Linked DNA regions of Mus musculus: regions 2 and 3 are each linked to region 1. The links are chromatin loops, found by intact Hi-C in ENCODE. Cell type or tissue: left cerebral cortex. All regions are shown on one strand.

The links. Hi-C counts contacts between places; a loop is a spot of excess contacts. Peaks named below come from ENCODE experiments on the same cell type or tissue, not always from the same donor. Only the 100,000 strongest peaks of a DNase experiment are listed, where the experiment ranks them.
Region 2: a loop joins it to region 1, with 5 times the contacts of the local background. A loop is called at or near these places in 2 of 42 quality-filtered maps.
Region 3: a loop joins it to region 1, with 2.3 times the contacts of the local background. A loop is called at or near these places in 4 of 42 quality-filtered maps.

Annotation. Positions count from the first base shown.
Region 1 is chr1:107,554,550-107,562,549 of GRCm38, forward strand. It overlaps a transcript of Serpinb10 not described here and the pseudogene Gm18249. Among named protein-coding and RNA genes, the nearest start is that of Serpinb10, 30 kb to the left of the region's middle. In left cerebral cortex, a CTCF peak has its summit at 7,773 (motif pointing left); DNase peaks (open chromatin) are centred at 4,816 and 7,759.
Region 2 is chr1:106,897,631-106,905,630 of GRCm38, forward strand. No RefSeq gene overlaps it. Among named protein-coding and RNA genes, the nearest start is that of Serpinb12, 37 kb to the right of the region's middle. In left cerebral cortex, a CTCF peak has its summit at 4,029 (motif pointing right); a DNase peak (open chromatin) is centred at 4,021.
Region 3 is chr1:107,482,571-107,490,570 of GRCm38, forward strand. No RefSeq gene overlaps it. Among named protein-coding and RNA genes, the nearest start is that of Serpinb2, 25 kb to the right of the region's middle. In left cerebral cortex, no CTCF peak of the experiment used is centred here; no DNase peak of the experiment used is centred here.

The DNA of each region.
Region 1 (8,000 bases):
CATGCCTTCTCACATTTCAAGAGTTGTAGGCACATTATTTTACTGATTCTAGTAGCTTGATTTTGACATGATTCTGAATAACCAGCCCTCCACAGTAAATGCCCCAACCCCTCAGTTAGCATTTGCTAAGATCTTCCAATCAGAGGGAACAAAAACATTTTCAGGGACAGAATCAAGGAAAGATGACGTAAAAGAAGCAGTGGATCTTATTAAGCACAAGCCTGCTTAATATCCTTAACAATCTTAAATGAAATGGGTAGATAATTTCTTCTAAAAAAAAAAAGTTCTTATTTGTTCTTCGTGAATTTCATACTATGAACCCTAATCCCACTTATCTCTCTCCCTCCTCTTCCTTTGCACCCTCCCCTCAACAGGACAAAAATCACTTGTGGAAGCTGTACTGTGTTACAGTACATCCTAGAGTAAACCCTTTTGTCTACACTCCTTTGTTTGCAAATGGTCATTGCAAGGAGTCACTGATCTGGTTTGAGGCTGCTGGCTTCTGCTACACGATCAGCACTGGAACCTCACTGGGACTCCTCTCCAATATCTGAATGATGCCCTGTGTCATGGAGATCCTGTCCTTTTGGATTTGTAAGACAGGCTGCTTCACACACTTCAGAAGTTCATTGATTGATGCAGTAGAGTTTGGGTGGGCCAACTTAAAGCCCTGGATCTGGGCCTGAGTTATTGAGTTGGTCAGTCTGCCAGCTCTGCCACATTCACAGTACACAGTTGAACTCTCCTGCCTTGCCCAGGCGGACCCTTCCATTGTCATAGCCAGCAAGGGGTAGAAACAGCTTTCCTGTTCTCATGCCCATGAGACTGGTTCATCCATCCCCATACCACTAGAACCAGCTCTAGTGTTTTGCCCAGGTGAGGTGAGGGGACCACTCTCTGGAGTTTTACAGCTTGTAAGGGACAAGGCCTATTCTTCCACTCTCATTATCCTGGGTCCAGCTCTTCCACCTACCATAGGTGGCAAGGGCAAAAGGGAAGGGAGGGAATCTCTCCGTTGCTGATGCCACCACAAAGTAAATAAGAGGCAGGCCTGGACTTCCCATGGTCATGCTTTAGGTGTGAGGCGGAAGCTCAATAGCAACCCTCATATTCAGGGCCAGCTCTACTATGTGCCCAGGCAAAGTGCAAGGTCTGCTCTCCTGAGCGTTACAGTAGGTGAAAAGCAGGGGTATCTCTTCTACTCTGATGCCCTCAAGACCATCTCTCCTGTCTGTCACAGGTGACAAAGGGTCAGGAAGCATCTCTGCTTTGCCCATAGGGCAGATAAGTGGTAGGGCCATATCTCCCATATTCACATCCTCATCTCTGGCTTGCCTTTGTCCCCTGAACCATGGCTCTCTCTCCTGAGTGCTGCTGCAGCTGTTGAAGAGCAGGGCAAGCTCTACTGTACATAGGACCCCAGGGCTAGGTCTCCTGTCTGATGCGGGTGGAAAGGGACTAGAGGGGAGGATAGAATCTCTCTCATCTGTGTCAGCTTACCCATGATACCCAGGTGAGAGTTGGGGCCAGTTCTGCATAGCCCTCAGAAATCAACATGTCCCTGGCCAGCAGCCCCAAACAAGGAATTCTGCCTACCCTTTGGTGGTAACAGACCCCCTACTGCTGCAGGGCCACAGACCCAGGCTTAGCTCCAGGTCAGTCTTCCACCATGGCCTCAGATGTTATAACCAGCTGCTCACATTAATAGTGTTCCTCACTACCCCCAACTCTACAATTCTACCTCTCTTCATTGTCCTCTCATTCTTTTGTTTCTCTTTCTCTTCCATATCTCCACCACTTCCTTGCCCCTCTTAGTTGCACCCTGGGTCTATGAGTGTCTGAGGTCATCTCAGAAGTGGTGATTGGCACTGGATAGGGGTCATCTCAGGCATGGTCTGCCACATCATCCTCCATGCCCTTGAAGCACAGACCTGGTGATCATCTCATTGTGGCTGCCTGTCTGGACCTCATGGCACTGGACTGATGGTCATCCCATATGCATGGCCCCATGTAGGGGTCATATGTCTTTGGTGCACTCTTGCCTATACCTTGTGGTCCCTGGTGGGATTCTTCTAGTCTCAGGCTTGCTCCTCTGGGATGTCTTTCCACCAGCAACAAACTGTGCAGAACTTCTCCAAACAAATGCCACTTCCTTATCTGTGCCATCCCACACTTATCTCCAATTTATTAAATCTCCCGCTTATTATATTTGTGTGTATGCCACAATCAGGAGTGCTTCACCTTATTTTTTTTTTTTCTTTTTCTTAAATCCCCATATTTGTGGCCCCTGTTGAAGGCACCACCTATAGGCGCCAGCACCTCCTTACTGCACCAGGGTCTTCTGATATGGTTTGTGAAAATGAAAACTGGGACAGATTGGAGAGGTCTCCACAAGAGTGGACTGAAACATGTTTACTAAAAACAATGGCTCTGCCAAACTTCTATATACTTCGATGACGTCAGTGGAACACAGAGATACACAGGCGGCCAGAATGCTTAGTTGCCTGACGGAGTACCTCAGTTTTTTGAAAACTGAAAGGTACACAGTGCCCATGGAGCTATGGTCTCTAACCTTAAAAACCTATGACACATGCCTCTCAAGATAGCTTGACCAGGAACTCCATGAATTCCTGTGTGTGTTAACTGAATGCTTTACAATTCCTGAGTTAACTGATCATTGAGTTGTCCCTTATATTACACATTTGTTGATTAGTGTAGAAAATTCTTTAAAATGCAATAGGATATTTATAAAAAAATTTATATCTTATTATTTAATAACTCTTGAAACATATATTTTCTTCTATAAATGCTTATATTGACAAGTATGAGATATGTACTTTAGTGTGTATGGGCAAGTGTAGATTACACTAGTAGTGATGTGTCTATTGCTGGTTTGTCCCCTCAGTGCAACATATGTCAGCATTAGGAGAAAAACTGTTTTAACACATATGAAAATCCTCTGTATAACTTTTTAACTATTCTTTGAGTCCAAAATAATTGATAATTGGATATATATATATATATATATGTGTGTGTGTGTGTGTGTGTGTGCGTGTGTATAAATATATATATGTATATATATTTGAAAAAGAATAAGTAATACATCTTCTGTTAAAATTTTTATGAATAAGAAAAGTAACTTTATTATTTATATAAGCATATTCTGTTACATCTAAAACATCTTTTTAATAATGCTAAGATCAAGAAATATAAAATGGTCATGTTTTATAACTTCTTTTTGATACTAAGGCTTGGATCTGCAACCTTTTGCATGCTTGGTAAGCACTCTACAACTAAGCTACATCTTCAGCCCTATCATTTTATTATACCTTAATATTCTCTAATACATTTGTTTTATAATCATAGTCTATCAACTTCATATTTTTCCCAAGCCATAAAAAAATACTGTTTTAAGAAAAATAAAACCTAAACTGGTTCATTTTCTGGAGTGGATTATTTATTCATTTTCAGACATCCTTTTATTCAAAATCTAAAGATTTAATTAAAATAGGGCAATTTTACATAAACACATTTTCACATGCATAAAAGAACAGCAGAGGAAGGAGTCAATTTCACTCCCTACTTTCTATAGTTCTGAAACCTTTGATTCTGTTACATTGACTGAAGTTGCACTTCATCAGAAGGGTGCAGTAGAAGTAATTGGGCTTTGATATGCCACAAAGACCTGATGACAGCCATCAATTGTGGCTGGGTCTTTTCACTTCTCTCCTGCACCAGCTCATGAGAAGTGTGGCCAGTGCTGAATGTTTTTAAGGCTTTGACATCTGTTAGACTAAACGTAGCTTAAGGCTTATGACCACCCAGAAGGCTGAATATTGTCCACATTCACCTGTGAAAGCATCAGAAAGAAAGTTGCACCATCGGTTATATGCATTGCATTAGCTCTGCAGGAGGGGCTTTGAATGTAACTTTCCAGACACCCAGGTACACCCATAAAGTTCCCTCCAGGATTCTTTAATTCAGTGGTTTCTCAATCTTCCTAATGTTACAACCATTTAATCCAGCTCCTTATATTGTGGTGATGCTGATAAGATTATTTTTGTTACAACTTCATAACTGTAATTTTGCTACATTAAGAACTGTAATGCAAATATCTGATATGCAGGATATATTGTCATTGTTATAAACTGAATATAATTAAAACTCAGTGATTAATTGCAAAACAATATGTAATTATATATCTAAAATGTTTATTGCTAATTACAAATAAATGAAATTTTGGCTTTAATTATGGTGTAGCATGGGTAATAGTCTTAATATAACTGCAATAAACCACATGGCGAGATTTTTGTAGCAGTTTGTGTGAAAAGCTAAAGCCACTGCAAAGATTGAGACTGCTTTTTTCTCACCAGGTCAGAAATTCTCAGGTCCATATTCGAAAGAGAACAATGAAGATCATCTTCCACACATCTACTCTGCAACACTTGACAATCAGCAAAATGGACACCCTGTTTCACCAAGACATGTCTTTGGAAATGGAAAAAGAAAGCACAGCACAGTCTCAGGCAGGTGTGACTGCAAAAGCTTGATCCAGACTTTTGTAGTTGACATTGTAGAAAATTCAGCTCTTGCTACATCACTGTTAATAAGTCCAATAAACTCCTCTTGTGCTGACTCAGGAACATCTTCAACTTTGACTGTCAATGGGTGTCAGGCAAATGCAAATGGGATGCCAGGTAGATTTGGAAAGTTCCATTAAATTTCACCTGCAAGCAAGTAGAAGTGTTCTTTCAATGAAGATATCATCACAATCCTTTTGTCTGGTCTGTGTCGTATTCCTCAAAAAGAACCAAATGTGGGAGGCAACATGCAAGATTTATTTTCATCCTCTCTTTTCTTTTTTCAAAGCTGAAGTTTTATTTGGAATGAGCATATCATTTTAGTCAAAGTGAGGCACATTGCCTTTGATTCTGGCAGTGATAAATTTAACTCATACAAGATGGCAAAGATGGCTCTTTTTATCTCTGAAAAGTGCTTCAAACTGCAGTTTTGCCTTCTGATTAAGAAGAGATTTGAGTTCATTGAGAAGATCAAAAAACACCTCTAAAACTTGTCCTCTTGACAACCATCTCCCTTCGATGTGAAATAGCCGAGCTTTGCTTGGCACAAACTCATAGTTGCGAAACAGTTGACTGTCTAAAGTGCTGGCCATTACAAAACTGACAGACCTTAAGCCATCTTGTGATTCTTGTGGCAATGGCTGCATTGCTAATATTTGCAATGGATCATGAAGGGAAATCAGATCACTTTTGGTGACACATTCACTACCAAACACCTAAATCCAAGTGGACATCCTGGCACAGATGAGCACCATTTGTGCTAACACCTCTAGTCTTTTCTCAAGAGATCTTAATGCTGCTTCAGAAACAAACCAACTGCATCAAATACATCATGTGGAGTAATATTTCAAGAGCTTTGCAAAAACAAAACAAAACAAGACAAAAACCCCATCTTTAAAATTGCCATCATTAAAATGTCACATGTAAATCAGTAATTGTGAACAATTAGCAACATCTGTAGATTCATCAAGATGAATATTAGAAGTGAAGCAGACTTAATTTTCTGGATTACCTGATCAAGAATAACAAGAGACATGCCGTCTACGCTTCTGTAGACATTGTTCTTAGATGAGGAAACTGTACTCTGTTGTGTGATGAATTTGTCTTCTATCATAACTAGAACAAGGTCTTCGGCTGCTGACAGTAGTAAATCCCCATCAAAGATGTGGTTTCATAGCTCTGGCAATTCTCAGTGCCACGAAATATGAAGGTTCCACATCTGAGACATTTTGTTTGTGATACTTGCTACCAGTTGTCAAGTTTGGCTTCTTGATTCTATCAGCTTTGGTTACAAAGTAGTTGATATCTTTGCTGGCAAAGCTTCGATGCTTGCAATCAAAATGGTGTTTTAGTTTGCTCAGCTTCATAGATTCTTGGGACAGAACTTTACAACAAAAACAAGAGCAACAAAAAACAAAAACAAAAGAACCATTGTTGTTTCTCAGTTCCTGCTCTAATTACTGATGTAAAACCACACTGAAAAAGTTATTACTATATTTTCTTTTCTTAAGATCCTTCTCTTCATGATCCACTGCCATGGGATAGTTTTCTAATAAAAACAATATAGAGGGGCTGGTGAGATGGCTCAGTGGGTAAGAGCACCCGACTGCTCTTCCAAAGGTCTGGAGTTCAAATCCCAGCAACCACATGGTGGCTCACAACCATCCGTAACGAGATCTGACTCCCTCTTCTGGTGTGTCTGAAGACAGCTACAGTGTACTTACATATAATAAAATAAATAAATCTTTAAAAAAAAACAATATAGAGCAATAGCTTTACTAATGTAAAAGATTATACATAGCATATTTTAGACAATACATTTCTTTCAATTTTCCTATAATTTACCATGCTTTATATACCTGTTTATTATTCACAGCAGAATAAAAAAAGACCAATCAGCATCCAGATTAAGCTTCCATGATATATACATATATGTGTGTGTATTGATTTGTACATATATACCTATATATGTATATATATATGTAACAATAACAAAAAAAATCATCAGTTACTGATTATATATGCTATTAAAAAGTTATATATATTATATATACTATATAAAGTTAATATATATTACATATACTATATCTAATCAGGTTATAATATATAATATGATATTATATTATATATAATTAGTATATATGCTATATACAACAGCTTCTATATAATACATAATCAGTATATATAATATATTACATATTATCAGTAACTAATGATTTCACAGTACATTATGTTACATTTACACAGTAATTATAATTCACAAAATATTGTTTTACCCCCAATTTTGCTGTTTTCACCATAGTAGCTGCTCCTTATACATGTGTGACTGGGTCATATAAGTACATCATGGCACCAATGTTATGACATTATATCACACACACCTGTAGCTTCTTGGAGTATATATGAAAAGTTTGGTAGGATGATGTCATCATGCTCTGTGCTCACATGTGGCCATATCTGCATGTGGATACACTGCCTGGAGATGGATATAGGAATGACATCATTGGAAATATATATCTTCCAGTGGTCTTAGGAGAGCCCTGTGAAAGGGTCAATTGATTCTTAAAGGGTTGTTACCCACAGGTTGACAACCAATCAATTTGTGTGTGTGTGTGTGTGTGTGTGTGTGTTGTGTGTTGTTATTATTTATTTATTCTTTCTTCATGCAATACATCACAACTACAGCTTACCTTCCTTCCATTCTTACGAATCCCTCTAATGATTCCCTCCCCCCCAGATCTACTCCATGTTTTCCTCTCTCTGTTCCTGTGCCCCCAGAAAAGAGCAGGCCTCCCAGGAACATCACTGAGCACAGTAAAAAAATGATACAATAAGATCAGGCACAAACAAGGCACGGGGAGATAACCCAGCAGGAGGAAAAGGGTGCCAAGGGTAGGCAAAAGAAACAGAAACACTATGACTCCTACTGTCAGGAGTCACCCCCAAATACCAAGCCAAAAACCAGAATATATGTACAGAAGACCCAGCACAGACTCGTGAATGTTCTACAGTTGCTGCTTCAGTCTCTGTGAGCCCTCTGAGTCCCTGGTTAGTTGATTCCTCTGGCCATCCTCTTCAATTCAACTCCTTTGGCTCTTACAATTTTACCTCTCCCTCTTCCTCAGGAGAGGAACATCTTAAGAAATATATTATGCCAGGATCTGAAGCAACTTAGGCTTGGGGTACCATCTGGTGGCATAAGATAGCATTGCTTCTGAGTTGGGAATCCATCATTTAAAAAAAAAATCACAAAGCAAGCTAGATAGCAAAAACTAGAGTAACTATCAGACTGTTTAATGCTAAAGCACAGATCTCAGACTATGAGGGTAGAATTTTTGCTTTGCCACTGCTGTGTAGGACACTCCACTGAGGTGGCAAAATGCTGGGAGTGCTTGGCTAAGTCTCCCTGTATTGCCTCTG
Region 2 (8,000 bases), 660 kb before region 1:
ATTAATATGGCTGATATGAACATAGTGGAGCATGTGTCCTTATTACATGTTGGAGCATCTTCTGGCTATATGCCCAGGAGTGGTATAGCTGGGTCCTCAGGTAGTTCTATGTTCAATTTTCTGAGGAACCACCAGACTGATTTCCAGAGTGTTTGTACCACTTTGCAATCCTACCAACAATGGAGGAGTGTTCCTCTTTCTCTACATCCTTACCAGCATCTGCTATCACCTGAGTTTTTCATCTTAGCCATTCTGACTGATGTGACATAGAATCTCAGAATTGTTTTGATTTGCATTTTCCTGATGACTAAGGATGTTGAGTATTTCTTTAGGTGATTCCTGGCCATTTGGGTTTCCTCTGTTGAGAATTCTCTGTTTAGCTCTGTTCCCCATTTTTAAATAGGGTTATTTGGTTCTCTGGACTCTAACTTCTTGAGTTTTTGTATATATTGGGTATTAGTCCTCTATTGGATGTAGGATTGGTAAATATCTTTTCCCAGTCTGTTAGTTGCCTATTTTCCTGTTGGCAGTGTCCTTTGGCTTACAGAAGTTTTGCAATTTTATTAGGTCCCATTTGTCGATTCTTGATCTTAGAGCATAAGCCACTGGTGTTCTGGTCAGAAACTTTCCCCTGTGCCCATGTGTTCGAGGCTCTTCCCCACTTTCTCTTCTATTCGATTCAGTGTGTCTGGTTTTATGTGGAGGTCCTTGATCTACTTGAACTTGGACTTTGTACAGGTAGGTAAGAGTGGATCAATTTGCATTCTTCTACATGTTGAATCAGCATCATTTTTGAAAATGTTGTCTTTTTTTTCCTCCAGGTGGTTTTAGCTCCTTTGTCAAAGATCAAGTGACCATAGGTATATGTGTGGATTCGTTTCTGGGTCTTTAATTATATTCCATTGATCTACCTGACTGTCTCTGTACCAATACCATGCATTTTTTTTTTACCACTATTGCTCTGTAAATCAGTTTGAGGTCAGGGATGCTGATGGCCCAAGAAGTTCTTTTATTGTTGAGAATACTTTTCGCTGTCCTGGGTTGTTTGTTATTCCAAATGAGTTTGAGAATTGCTCTTTCTAACTCTATGAAGAATTGAGTTGTAAGTCTGATGGGGATTTCATTGAACCTGTAGATTCCTTTCTTCATGATGGCCATTTTTATTATATTAATCCTGCCAATTCACCAGCATAAGTGATCTTTCCATCTTCTGAGGTCTTAGATTTTTTTCTTTAGAGACTTGAAGTTCTTGTTGTAGACATCTTTCACTTGTTTGGTTAGAGTTACACCAAAATATTTTATATTGTTTGTGACTTTTGTGAAGAGTGTCATTTCCCTAATTTTCTTCTCAGCCCGTTTATCCTTTGCGTATAGGAAGGCTACTGATTTGTTTAAGTTGATTTTATATCCAGCCACTTGGCTGAAGTTGTTTATCAGGTTTAGGAATTCTCTGGTGGAATTTTTGGGGTAACTTAAGTATTCTAACACATCATCTGCAAATAGTGATATTTTGATTTCTTTCTTTCTGATTTGTATTTCTTTGACTTTCTTCTGTTGTCTAATTGCTCTGGCTAGAACTTTGAGTACTATATTGAATAGATAGGGAGAGAGTAGGCAGCTTTGTCTAGGCCCTGAGTTTAGTTGGATTGCTTCAAGTTTCTCTCCATTTAGTTTGATATCGGTTACTGGTTTGCTGTATATTGTTTTTACTATGGTTAGTTATGGGCCTTAATTCCTAATCTTTCCAAGTCTTTTAACACGAAGGTATGTTGAATTTTGACAAATGCCTTTAAAATCTAATAAATGATCATGTGTTTTTTTCTTTGAGTTTGTTCATGTAGTGGATTATGTTGATGGATTTCCATATATTAAATCATCCCTGCATCCCTGGGATGAAGCTTACTTGATCGTGATGGATGATCATTTCGATATGCTCTTGGATTTGGTTTGGGAGAATTTTTTTGAGTATTTTTGCATCAATATTCATAAGGGAAATAGAATTGATCTGAAGTTCTCTTTCTTTCTTGGTTCTTTGTGTGGTTTAGGTATCAGCATAACTGTGGCTTCATAGAAAGAATTAGGTAGAGTTCCTTCTGATCCTAATTTGTGGAATAGTTTCAAGAGTATTGGTATTAGGTCTTCTTTGATGGTCTGATAGAACTCTGTATTTAACCCATCTGGTCCTGAGCTGCTTTTTTTTTTTTTTTGGTCGAGAAACTATTAATGATTGCTTCTATTTATTTATGGGTTATGGGACTGTTTAGATCATTTATCTGATTCTGATTTTACTTTGGTACCTGGTATCTGCTGGGAACAAGAGAATGGCTGATATGAATATGAAAGAAGAGTGGAACTGTAGTACACAGGGCACACAACTTTGTAGCTGATAACTAGTTGTGTCTCTTACTGTTGCTAGCATCTACTAATTCCTATATCCCCCTTAATTGGTTGTACAAGTGGATAGTAAACATAGCCTACCTTGATGAGTCACAAAAAAGCATTATTTCAATGTTCTTGTATCTGTTGAGGCCTGTTTTGTGACCATTTTTTTGGTCAGGTTTGGAGAAGGTACGTTGAAGTGCTGAGAAGAAGGTATATTCTTTTGTTTTAGGATGAAATGTTCTATAGATATATGTTAAATCCATTTGGTCCGTAACTTCTGTTAGTTTCACCTTGTCTCTGTTTAGTTTCTGTTTCCACAATCTGTCTATTGTTGAGAGTCGGTTGTTGAAGTCTCCCACTATTATTGTGTGAGGCGTAATGTGTGCTTTGAGCTTTAGTAAAGTTTCTTTTATGAATGTGGGTGTCTTTGCATTTGGAGCAGAGAATTTAGAGTTCTTCTTGGTAGATTTTTCCTTTGATGAGTATGAAGTGTCCTTCCTTATCTCTTTAAAATAACTTTTGGTTGAAAGTTGATTATAATCGATATTAGAATGGCTACTCCATCTTGTTTGTTGGGATCATATGCTTGGAAAAATTGCTTTTCAGCCTTTTACTCTGAGGTAGTGCCTGTCTTTGACACTGAGGTGCCTTTTTTCTGCATGCAGCAAAGTGCTGGGTCCTGTTTACATATCCAGTCTGTTAGTCTATGTCTTTGTATTGGGAATCAAGTCCATTGATGACAAAAAATATTAAGGAAAAGTGATTGTTTCTTCCTGTTCCTTTGTTCCTGTGTCCGGATGGCTCTGGCTGGGTCCCTCTTTGGCCAAGAATTTGAGCAGAATTGGTGATCTTCCCTGTACTCAGGGTATGTCAGCACTCCTGGGAGACCAGCTCTCTCTTGTTGCTACTTGGGTTTAGAGAGCACAGGATCAGGTCTGGTGCAGACAGAAACTGGTTTGTTACTGTTTTTGTTTGAGAATTCCACACGGGGACATAAAGTATTCTGATTACATTCTATCTGATTACGTCACTGTTGCTCTTTACCATTCCTACCGACCACACCCCTTCATCCTTACTTGTCACTTCAGCAGGCTCACGACTTCATTTTGTTTTGTGACCCATCTGGCTTAACTAGAGCTATCTGTGAACCCTGAAATGGACCTATCCATGGAACTTTTAAATAGTCTCTTCTTGTACTGTAATGGCTTCTGTTGTTTTGTCTAATGTGGGTTCTTTGTTGTAAGCGGTTACCTCGCTCCTGACACAAAAGAAAGGGTTGCTTTCATATGTTTGTTGAACTACTAGGGATGAATAAGTGAAGAACCCAGTATAAGGTTGAGGACCATTAATTAGTCATTACAGGAGGACTCTGAGCCACAGATGCCCAGAACTCATGAAACAGGCAGGGAGCCTGCCACCCCAGGCTGTGGTAAGTCCTGTTCTGAATGCCTCTGGTTTGCAGCCTTTCCAAGGCCCCGGAGGGACTTGAGTGTTACTCAAGGTTTACTGTTTGAGAAACCGCAGAACTTGTGAAATTGTCTCTGTGGCCTTTTTTCTCCACATAGAGCCAACCCCCTAAGGTTGTTACAGCCCAAGGGCAATGTGTATGAAGACTAATGGTCATCTGCCAGCTGCTCATCTCATGTTCCACTAGATGGCGACATTCATCATGCTATGGATGGGCTGCCCACTGTCTCAAATGCTCAGTTGTAATCAATCCTTTGAAGATCTGTCAGCTCTAGAAGTGCCTTCGACCTTTTCTGCCTGCATTGCTGAGGACATTTTTTTTCAAGTGAAAAACACACAGTGCATCTCCTTTTCTTAAATGATAGCATGTCTTCCAGTTTCATATTAGGCACTTCATCTATTGTTCTAATCATGGTGTGAGTGCTTACATGAGCTCTGTCGTCAAACGTTGTAAAGTGTGCAACAGTAGAGAGCTGATGACTGTAGGTACAGAGCTACGCAGTGGACCTATCAAACCAATCCATTTTTCTTAACCGACTTTTCATGCCTGTGGATAACTAGTTTATCATTTTCCTTCTCACCCTCAACTGTCAAAAACCACCCAAGATCCCATGATATTGACAATGATGATATTTCTTTTCAATTCATGCATGAAAATTAAATGTACTTTTGAGGCACTGTGCAACATTTTGAAGCACATATGTGGATGCCTTAAATTTGACTATTTTAGACACTGCAAATGATAACTCCCACTCACTGTATTTGTCTTTCTGGGCTGATTTAGGCCACTTTCCACTTTTTGCCATTTCATCTGTGATATTGGTACTATAAACTTTATTTCTTTTAAAATGCTGAGAGGATCTTAAGTTTTATTATTATCATCTCTTTAGTTTTTTTTTTTCTTTGAAGCAACTTGCTCTGTGGACCAGGCTGATCTTTAACTAATAGAGACCGGCCTGCCTCTGTCTCCCAAGTGCGGGAATTAAAGAAGCGCCCCGCCCTGCTCTTTGAGAAATTAATACAATGTATTTTGATGATATTCACCCCTCACTCCTCCCTTATCTCCTTCCAGATCCCCACCCACATGTCCTCTTAAAACCAACAAATAAGACCCCAACCCTCTAAAACATTGAGTCCGGTGTTTACTTTCCATATATTCTTGTGTATGGAGCCATCCATTGGAGCATGGATGACTTAAAAGGGGTGTGGGTGAATGTCATATCCTTAAATAAAACCATCTCTCCTTCAAGGTCAATAGGTCTTCAGTTAAGGGGACTTAGTGATTACCTCTCTTTCCCTCCATGCTGGGATTTTGACTGACGATCTTGCGCATGCTGTCACAGCTGCTGTGTGTTCTCTTGTGTTACTACCTTATTGTGTTGAGAGAGTACTGTTTATTTCTAATTATCTACAACCTCTGGCCCTTAAAGTCTTTCTGCTCCCTACACAATGACCCCTAAGCTGTGATACAGAGGTCACAGTTAGGGCTGAAGATTCTGCAGTCTCTTATTCTCCTCACCTTGGTCAGTGGTGACTCTGTGTTAATCACGTTATACTGTGGAAATAAAAGGCTTCACCAATGAATAATGAGAGATGTACAATCTGGGCCTAACATGAAGTCATCAGAAGTTGACTTTCAACTATTTTTATTTAGCAGGACAAAAGAAGTAACAAGTTCTCCCTTAGGACTTATAATCTAGTTAGCCACAGATTCTTGGTCCTGACCACAGTACCAGCCATGGATTCCATCTGGTAGGGGGGCTTTAGCTACTTCCACTAAATCAATTTTTTTATTGTATGGATTGTATTTATTGTATTGCGCCTGTTTTGCTCCACTGGCTTTTAAGTTGTCCCCACACCTTGCAATAAACACTGGAGTCATGACGTCTTTTCAATTTTTTGATCTATACACAGAAGTGGGATTGCTAGGTCAGATTGCAGTTCTGATTTTTACTTCTTGACATGCCTTTAATGGTTTTCATGTGGCAAAACAACCTTACATTCTCACCAGCCATGAACATGGCTTCCAATTTTTCTACTTATTTGCTACTATTTGTTATCTTTGGACTTTTTGATAGCAAGTATTTCACCAGTTTTGCAAATATCTTTCATTGTGGCTCTGACTAGCACTTCCTGTATGATTAGTGATGTCAAACACTTTTTATATATCTGTTGCCATCTGCATGTCTTCTTTGGAGAAATCTCTATTCAAGTCATTAATACATTAAAATCAGTTTATAACTATTGAGTAGCAGGAGTTTCTTCTATACTTTGGCGATTAAACTACTGGGACCTTTTGTGATGATCCAATTCCCAGATTTCCATTACTAGCTCCTTGCTGATAACTCTCTAGTATCTATCTTCCAGGCTCCTCGTGGATCTCCAACTATGCTTAGCATCTCTGTGGACTGGAAGCCACATTGAATTCACAGTCTTTCACACATGCTTGCTCCTTTCCCCATTTCCCTTTATCTGAATAGAACAGCATTATCTACCTGATGCTCACTCTGTACTCATCACTTTCTACAATAGATTTTACTCGCAAGATGCACAAGCATATTTCCTCACATTAGTCTTCTTCTCTCTGCATGTGGGTATGGTTTTGTGCATTGATGATGAGGTCAGAGGTCAAAGGCATCTCTCTCCCTCCCTCTCTCTCTCTCCCTTTCTCTCTGTCTTTCTCTCTCCCTCTTCCTCTCTCTGTTTTTGAGATGTGTTCTTTTGTTGAACCCACTGCTCACTGATTGGCTAGCATGCCTGGACAGGGATGTATTCATCTGTCTTTGACTCACTCAGCAGAGTACAGCCACACCTGTATTTATGTGGGTGCTAGGTAGCCAAACTCAAGTACATGGCCCCACTGGGCTGTTTCCCTAGTTTGTCACATTAATTTTTGTAAGTGTAATTTTGTAAGTGTAATTTTAATTCTTTATCTGAATTCTGTGGTCACTCTTGTGGTCACTTGAACGAATTTCAAAATTGCTTCACGTCTTTTTTTTCCTCTTTCCATTCTCCCTACATTATAGCCACACATGCACATATATATATATATATATATATATATATATACCTACATATATATATATATATATATATACCTACATATATATATATATATATATATATATATATATATATATATATATTGCATACTTGTGTCCATCTATGAGGAAATATATAAAGATGTATGCATGAATACATTTTATGTGTCCTCCCTACCCCACTGCTTCCTGTGAGGCTAGAAACCTTAACCTTTCTGTTGTGTGCAGCATCTCCAGTGCCCATATCAGTGTCTGACAGCAAATTAAGTGCTCAGTAGGTGTTTATTGAATGGAAAAATCCCCCAGTGAACCAATGATGGGACCACAGGGAGACTAGCTAGTGGTTGGCTTCTATCTTTGTCTTGTGTGCTCTTTGTTGGGCTGGGGACAATGTCCTCCACAGGAGGCATCAACTGAGAATTGAGTAAATATGCACTTTTATATAAAACTGAAGATATTGTCAGACGAGAGGGAAAAGAAGGCAATCGAGGTGTTGATTACATTTAATTTAATTCATTGAGGTCAGCAAATACTAAGTGAATCTCTATTTTGTTAGGACATGATCACAACACAGAATATAAAATAGACCAGGTACTTTCCCTCAGAGCTAATGCCTTTTCATTTTTATGAGCTGTTAGGATTCTTTTAAACTCCTGTTCTCTGAGAGTCTGATTTGTCTCTTTGGTACTCAATTTGTCATTGTCCCCATTTAGAGTTTTTGTCAATGTCCAGGATGCTTTTAACATAGAGAGTTGTTCTTAGGAAAGGGTGCTAGTCTTCTTTTTAAAAAGTTTGTATATATGTGTACGTATTTGTGTACTTGCATATATATGCACATGAACGTGAGTGTACAATATTTTTGTGTGCATGTATATGCATGTATGCGCATGTTTGTGTAGAACAGAGGTCTGTGTCAATGTTATTCTCAGTAACTCTTCCCCTTAGCTTTTGAGGCAGTCTCTTGCTGAACTAGGAACTCACTGATTCAGCTAAACCAGTCAGCCAAGAAGTCTCAGAACTCCTCCTGTTTCTACCTCCCCATCACTTGGGTTACAGGTATGCACTACTGTTCCTGGCTTTTTACAGGGTGTTTGAGGTCTCAGCCTAGGT
Region 3 (8,000 bases), 72 kb before region 1:
ATGTTTGCCCAGAATATTCCTTTTTTAGCCTCAACATTATGATCTGCTTTTAACTCTGCCAGACCAATATATGCTGCCCAGATATTCCTGTATGTGCAGTCTTCCACTAAAGCATGGTCTGATAATGCTCTCAAAGAAAGATTTCTTTCCCTTTCCTAGTAATGAACAAGTGAGATGTGCTCTGGGATTGGACGTTGAATCCTCCCCTCCGTCCTGGGATTTGGTCTGCCCTGCTTTTACATGTGCTCTGTGAATGTTGTGAGAAATTTTGTGAATTCCTATGTGCAGCTGCCCTGCTGTGTCTGGAAAATGGTGAATCTTCGTAGTCATTCACTGCTCTTGGCTAGATTACACTTTTGCCTTCTTTTCCAGAATGGTCCCATTGGGAATGGTGGTGTGGTATTTATGTTCCATTTGGGGCTGAGTATTCCAGCCTCTTATACTCTTGCCAAGCTGTGGGTCTCTGGGTAATCACCATGAACTATTGATAGAAGCTTTTCAGGTGATGAGTGAGAGATGCGTTTATCTGTGGGTACAAAAATTAGTCTCTATGGGTCAATTTAATCTATATCTACTTAGCAGCCTAATAGTAGTATATGATCCCTTAGGGTCTATGACTTCTCTAGGAATAGATTCTGGCACCAATAATGGTGCCAGGTACGGGTTTCATCCTGTGGAGGGAGACTTTAAATCCAATCAAAAATTGTTCTCTCACATTTTGTTTTGTCTGCTGTTGAACAGTGGGCAGGTATCAGATCAGTCACTAGAATAGCTTGAAGAAGTAACAGCTGAGTGTAGCTGATGATTCTTCTACTCCAGTAGCTTGCCTTACACCTTCCAGCACTATGAAAACTAGCCAGTAGGAATAAAAACTCCAGCTCAACAGCAGCTTGGTTTCGCTGTGATTTATGCCTGAAGTATGTAGTGTTTTCAACAATAGGGCCTTATCGTCTGTCTTTGACACTGTTTCTGGAAGACCAACAACAGACTAAAGTGTACATACCAACAAAGTCCAACTCAGTAAACCAATAAGATTTTTAGTCTTACTTATAGAGACCATACTTACATACAGATAAGCCAAGCACCTGGCAACATTAAAACATTCAATAACAACAACAACACCTTCAACAACTAGTGCTGGTCTAAGTGGGTGTCTGCATGTAGAAGAACGCAAATAGACCCATATTTATCACCCCACACAAACCCTAAGCCCAAGTACATCAAAGACCTCAACATAAAACAGAATACATTAAATCTGATAGAAGATAAACTGTAGAATAGCCTTGAACACATTGTTGCAGGAGGCAACTTCCTGAATAGAACATCAATAGCTCAGGCACTAAGATCACCAATTGATAAATGAGACCTCATGAACGTGAAGGAAAAAACAGCAGCCTATAGATTGGGAAAAGATCTTCACCAACCCTATATCCAAAAGAGGGCTAATGTCCACAATGTATAAAGAACTCAAGAGTTAGATACCAACAAATCAAATATCCCAATATTTAAAAAGGGGGCCCAGAGCTAAAAAGAATTCTCAACTGAAGAATCTCAAATGTCCTAGAAGCACTTAAAGTGCTCAACATCCTTATTCATCAAGGAAATGCAAATCAAAACAACTCTGAGATTCCACCTTACACTGATAAGAATGGCTAAGATCAGCCGGTCAATGGTAGCACACGCCTTTAATCCCAGCACTCAGGAGGCAGAGGTAGGAAGATTTCTGAGTTCGAGGCTAGGCTGGTCTACAGAGTGAGTTCCAGGAGAGCCAGGGCTACACAGAGAAACCCTGTCTTGAAAACCAATAAAATAAAATAAAATAAATAAAATAAAATAAAATAAAATAAATGGCTAAGATCAAAAACTCAAGAGACCACATATACAGGTGAGGATGTGGAGCAAGGGGAACATTCCTCCATTGCTTATGGGAGTGGAAACTTGTACAACCACTTTGGAACTCAATTTGGTGGTTTCTAAGAAAATTTGGATTGGTTCAACCTCAAGACCAGCTATACTACTTCTAGGGATATACACAATAGTTGCTCAACTATGCCACAGGGACACTTGATCAACTATGTTCATAGCAGCTTTATTTATAATAGCCAGAAACTGGAAACAACATAGATGTCCCTCAAATGAAGAATGGATAAAGAATATGTGATACCTCTACACAATAGAATACTACCTGGCTATTAAAAACAAAGACATCATGAAATTTGAAGTCAAATGGATGGAACTGGAGACTATCTATCATCCAGAGTGAGGTAACACAGATCCAGAAAGAAACATTGTATCTACTTTCTCATAATTGGATATTAGCCATAATGCGCAGGATAATTCCATTATGCTACGACCCACATACCCACAGAAACTGGGTTGTAAGGAGGGCCTAAGGGAGAGGTTGTGTGAATCTCACTCAGAAGGGGAAACAAAATAGTCACCAGAGGTGTATGGAAAGAAGGAACTGAGTGGCAGTTAGGGTGAGTATGGGGATGGTGATCAGGTTTGTGTGTGTGTGTGTGTGTGTGTGTGTGTGTGTGTGTGTGCACGCGTGCTCAAACAGGGTCATCAATAGGACAAAACAGCATCCTCCAGATTGGGAGAGAGAATGGAAATCAGTGAGGGGCATCTTTAGAACTAGCTGGAGCACTGGGATGGTGGTGATCTTAGCTAAGGTTTCTACCAGCAGGAGATATAGAGACTGAAGTTGCTACCTCCTGTAACCAGGCAGGAAGGAATGGGACATCAACTCACCCATAAAACCTTCAACCCTAATTTTATTCTTCCTACAAGATGCACAGAGATAAGGATGGATGGATCAGAGACTGGGGCTGGTATGTAGTATAACTGTCTCTTCATCCAGCAGTGGATAGAAACAGATGCAGAGAACCATTGCAGAACGTCATATGGAGCTCAGGGATTCTTCTGGAAGAGTCGGGGGTAGAATTGATTGTGCTGGAGGGGTCAAGGACACCACAAGAAGACCTACAGAGTTGAATAGCCTAGGCCCACATGGGCTCACCGAGACTGAACCACTAACCAAAAAGCATGTAGCAACTGAACATAGGTATCCCAAGTATTTGTAGCAGATATACAGCATGGTTTTCATATGTGTCTGTTGAGAGTTGTTCTTTTTCTATGTATTGTAATGCTAATTGTCTGCGTCCCCTATACCTGGTTGCCCAGAGAATAGAGAGTCCACATGTAGTCCCAAGTGACACTATACGTCCTTGCCCTAAACTCACTTCTGATTGGTAAATAAAGATGCCGACAGCCTATAGCTGGGCAGAATTGAGATAGGTGGGGCTTGGTGCTCCCAGGCTTGGTCTTTCCAGCCTTGGGGTTGGAGGAGACCATGATGGGGAGAAGAAAGTGAAGTGAGGAGTAAGATGCCATTGGTTAGGAGTTGAGAAAGCATGGCACAGAGGACTGGCCAGTTGAGAGTTAAGAGCAGCCCAGATGAAACATGGTAAGTAATAATGTGGTGTTATCAATAGGAAATGGATTTTAATAGCATAGAGGGTAGCTATCTGCCTAGCTCTAGTTCTGATTAAGGCTTATTGTAAATATAAAACTTGTGTATGAGTTTTATCTGGTGAAAGGTGGGGTAGAAACCCTGGGTTGTGATTAATTATTTCACAGCATGTGTTCACTAACACTGCCTGTGACTCTGTTGCCTGTCATTGGACTTCCTCTCCATACCTGGATTGCCTGAATTGACCTCAGTGGGAAAGGAGGTATTTAGACCTGCTGAGATTAGATGTCCCAGGGTAGGGCAGTACCGAAGGGGGCCTTCTACCTCTCTGAGGATAAGGGGAAGGGGTAATGGGAACTGAGACTTGTAAGGGTAGGATTGGAAAGAGAGAAAGGACAGAGCAGAATGCAATGTTGTTGAGGTTTTGTTTTTTACTGTTTATTGTAATGCTAAGTGTGGGTCCCCAAAACCTAGAGTCTGCATATAGTCCCTAGGACCCTTCCTCCAAGTTAATTCTGATTGGTGAATAAATATAACATCAGCCAACATAGGTGGGGAGAAGGTTTTTGTCAGGTTTAGAGAGAAGAGACCATAAGGAGGGGAGAAAAGAGGAAAGAAGCTGTCATGGAAGAGTGACCAGGAGGGATAGTAAAGAAAATGTGGCCATGTGGTCTGGCCAATTCGAACTAAGAGCAGCCCAGATTGAACATAGTAAACAGTGAGTGATGGCTTGGGATCATTGATGGGAAGAAAGATTCTAGCAGCATGGAAGGTAGGCAAGCTGCCCAGCTATTGTGATGTCTAAGGTATAGCTAAAAATATAAAGGTTGTGTGTGCGTGCTTTCCTCTTAAAACATAAATGGTTAAAGGTGAGTGGTAACCCCATGCCAGGATTTTAATATTTTTAGTATTTTTTTACTACAGATATAATATCAATAAAAGAATTATGGAAAGAAATGGTTGTTCTTCATAGTGATAAAATGACTTCTAATGATATTCTTCTATACTCAGATCAGTGTGGTTTTTAGTCATCATCACAGAAGCTTCTTTTTGCAATAGACAGAAACAATTACATAGACTTCCTGTGGCGTGTGTGTGTGTGTGTGTGTGCGTGTACTTTCAGTTTAATGTTTTTATGGGAATTCTGAGTGTGTGAGTGACTGAGTCTCTGATTTTTTCTCTTAAGCTTATTTCCTTCTGTTGGTTTTCTTTTATTATATTTCGTTTATTATTTTTAAAAGCATGTTCTTTTATAAAGAGAGGGGTAAAGAAATTGTATCTGGGTAGAAGGGGAGGTGGAGATGAACTTGGAGGAATAGAAGGAGGGGAAACCATAATCAGGATATATTTTGTGAGAAAGGAAAGTGTTTCATTTTCAGTAAAAGAAAAAAAGGTACTTAAAATGTTATATATCTTCCTTACTAAGAATAAAATTCATAGTTGCATTGCCAAAAAAATGGTTATCTTCCTGGGGTTGAAGGCAGGCCCTTTATTCATTCCTCATTCATTTTCTCCCCTTCTCTAAGGTAGGAGTGGTGTCTCTACTACACGTGTCACAAATAGAGACCTCTGAATCTCTCTGTCAGCTTGTATAGAAATGTTAGCCCCTCTCTACTTATCCAAAACCCCTTTATGACTACTCCATTTCCTTTGTGAGCAGCTCCTTCTCCAATTGATCCACATTCCAGGTGATGATTCTCTGTCTCTTACAATAAGAGTCAGGTACACTGTGACTCCAGAGTATTATCAGAATGAAAGACACACTATAAATGATATTCCAGCTATAAGAAAGACAGACAGACGGAAAGAATTAAAAACTAGCATGGTGGTGCAAGTCTTCAATCACAGCACTCTAGAGAATGAGGCAGGTGAATCTCTGTGAGCTTGAGACCATCCTGGTCTCTGTAGCCAGTTTGAGGCCAGCCATGGATATACAGTGAGACCCTGCCAAGAAAAGGAATAACGAAATGTTAACCCCCATCAGATATACACTGTAAGGAATGAGTGCAGCTGAAGGACAAAAGTTGATGTCAATCCCAGGAAGTGTCAGACAGGATCAAGGACTCAAGATAACAGGTCTGAGCCAAGAGTCTAGCAGTAGGGGAAAATAGGCAGAAATCATCACATTGAAGGAGCTATAGGGCTAATGTTGGGAGCCATTTCACACTTAATTTTTCTATTTTAAACTAATAAATAACTATTCTATAAAGTTTGGAAGTTTTAAAAACTTATGAAGAAAATAAAAATTTGTAGGGCTGGGGGGCCATGTTACCAGCCACACATAAGAGCTGGCTGGTAGAGGTTAAGTGAGCTCAGACCCTGGGAATCTGGGGCCCTGTACCAGGCAGACACTAGAGCTGCTGAGGTTGAGTGAGCTCAGATGCTGGGAATCTCAGAGATCTCAGGCTGAAAGGAGTGGAGCCACTCCCTACCTGTCTCTGTACCTGTTCTGGAATGTAACCACAACACCCCACTGAGAGCACTCTGGGCACTCAGTCAGGTAAACTAACACCTGGAGTTCTTCTTCATGCTAATGAGGTATCTAGGTAGCCCCAGGAGACTTCAGCCAATGAGTTTCCCTTCCTGGGCATTCCTTACTTAAGCAAGATGTATAATCCATGGCTCACCCCAAATAAAGTGTATACATTTACATCCTCCATCAAATACACCAGTATGAACAGCAAGGATCATCTCAGAGGCCTTCAACTAAAGAGCTGTCCTAAGACTGCTGAGGAAAGCTTTCTCCCCTCCAGACCCTCTGCTACTCTTGGCACTCTCCACTACTCTGACCAGATTCTGCTCACCTTAGGGGGAAAGGCAGACCTTGGACCTCCTGTTCCTGACTCCCCACCCCAGGCCTTATACCAGTGATACCCAGTTACCCATGGTGTGCTGGTGCACCCAAGACCTCCCCAGCTGAGAAGCAGGAAACAGTACTACAAAAGTTAGCCATCATCGTACATGAGTGTCCCCACCACATGGTGCACATACTTAAGGGTTCATATTTATCAGGTATTAGAGGTGGTCATATATAAATGAAAGACCAACCTGTAAAAGATGAAGATCAAGTAAAAGATGAAGCTTTTATTTGTGTTATTTCGTGTTCTGCCTTCCTATGAAAATTTTGCTTTCATTTTAGCAACTGAATTGCCACTCTCTTGTTCGTGATAATATTTTAGGTATTTAAGGGCAATTGATGTGACTTATCTGTCTTCCTTGCTAAATATTGGATTATATAATGAGATACACATCCCTCATAGCTTTCTCAGCCACACCTGTATTCTCATCCTCAAGTGCATCTGCTCATGCCCCAACCTGGCCCAGAGACCACATCCAGATCTGACCTACTATCCCATGGGCAACTATCAGGCTAGCACTGGTGTAACACATTTACCTTTGAGCTTCTAGAGTTTTCTTTTTTTTTTTTTCAATGTAATTCTTTAAAAGTCACTCAAAATCAGCCCAGTCACCAAAATAATTACCAAAAAGTCAAAGAGGTTAATGAAAAACATTGAGAAAGCCAATGGACTTCTAAGATCTGGGTGGGGCAGAGCTTTCCATGTCTCGTAATTAGCTTCAGCTGTCAGCTTGACACAGCTGGTCTGAAATTATCGAGAGAACCTCATTTGAGAAACAGCCTTGGCTGACTTGGGTTGGACCGTGGGAATGTCCACGAGGGCATTTTCTTGATTGTTGATTGCTGTGAAGGGCCTAACCTATGTGGGAAGTTCTGTCCTCGGCGGGTCAGTCTGAGTTGTGTAAGAAAGCTGTCTCTGCGAGTGTAGGAGAAAGCTGGCCAGTCCGCAGCTTTTCTCCACAGTTTTGATTTCAGTTTCTGCTTGAGCTCCTTTGATTGCTCTCAGTGGCTGATTGTGACATGGAAGTGTAAGCCAAATAATGCCCTTCCTCCCCAGGTTGCTTTTGGACATTGTGTTTATTTAAGCAATGGGGTGCAAACAAGAACACCACAAGAGCCTAGGAAATGTGAAAAGATAGAAGCTCAAGTCCCTACAATATTTGTCAGCTATACATCTGAGATAGGATTCATTTCTAGAATATAGAAAGAACTCAAGAACTCATCAAGAAAAACAAACAAACAAACAAACAAACAAACAACCTAGCCCAAAAATGGGGCTAAACAGTTGAACTGAGGACTCTCAGAAGAAGAAATACAATTGGTCATGCTTTAAACTGTGTTCAGCTTCTTTAGTTTTTGCAGAAATACAAATTGAAATTGTACTGAGAGTCTATCCCATGCTCCTAAGAATATCTATTATCAAGAAAACACTATGTGTGTGCGTGTGTGTGTTTGTGTGTGTGTACATGCATACATACATACATACATACATGGTGGCCTATGGAGATGGCTCAGCAATTAAACACATTGCCTCTTCTTCACAGGACCACCTTATAATCATCTGTTACCTTGGCACTAAGAACACATAAGGTACATAGATATGCATACCACAAAACATCACATACATGAAATAAGCAAAAAATTTAAAAAGGAAATGGATAAATGGAG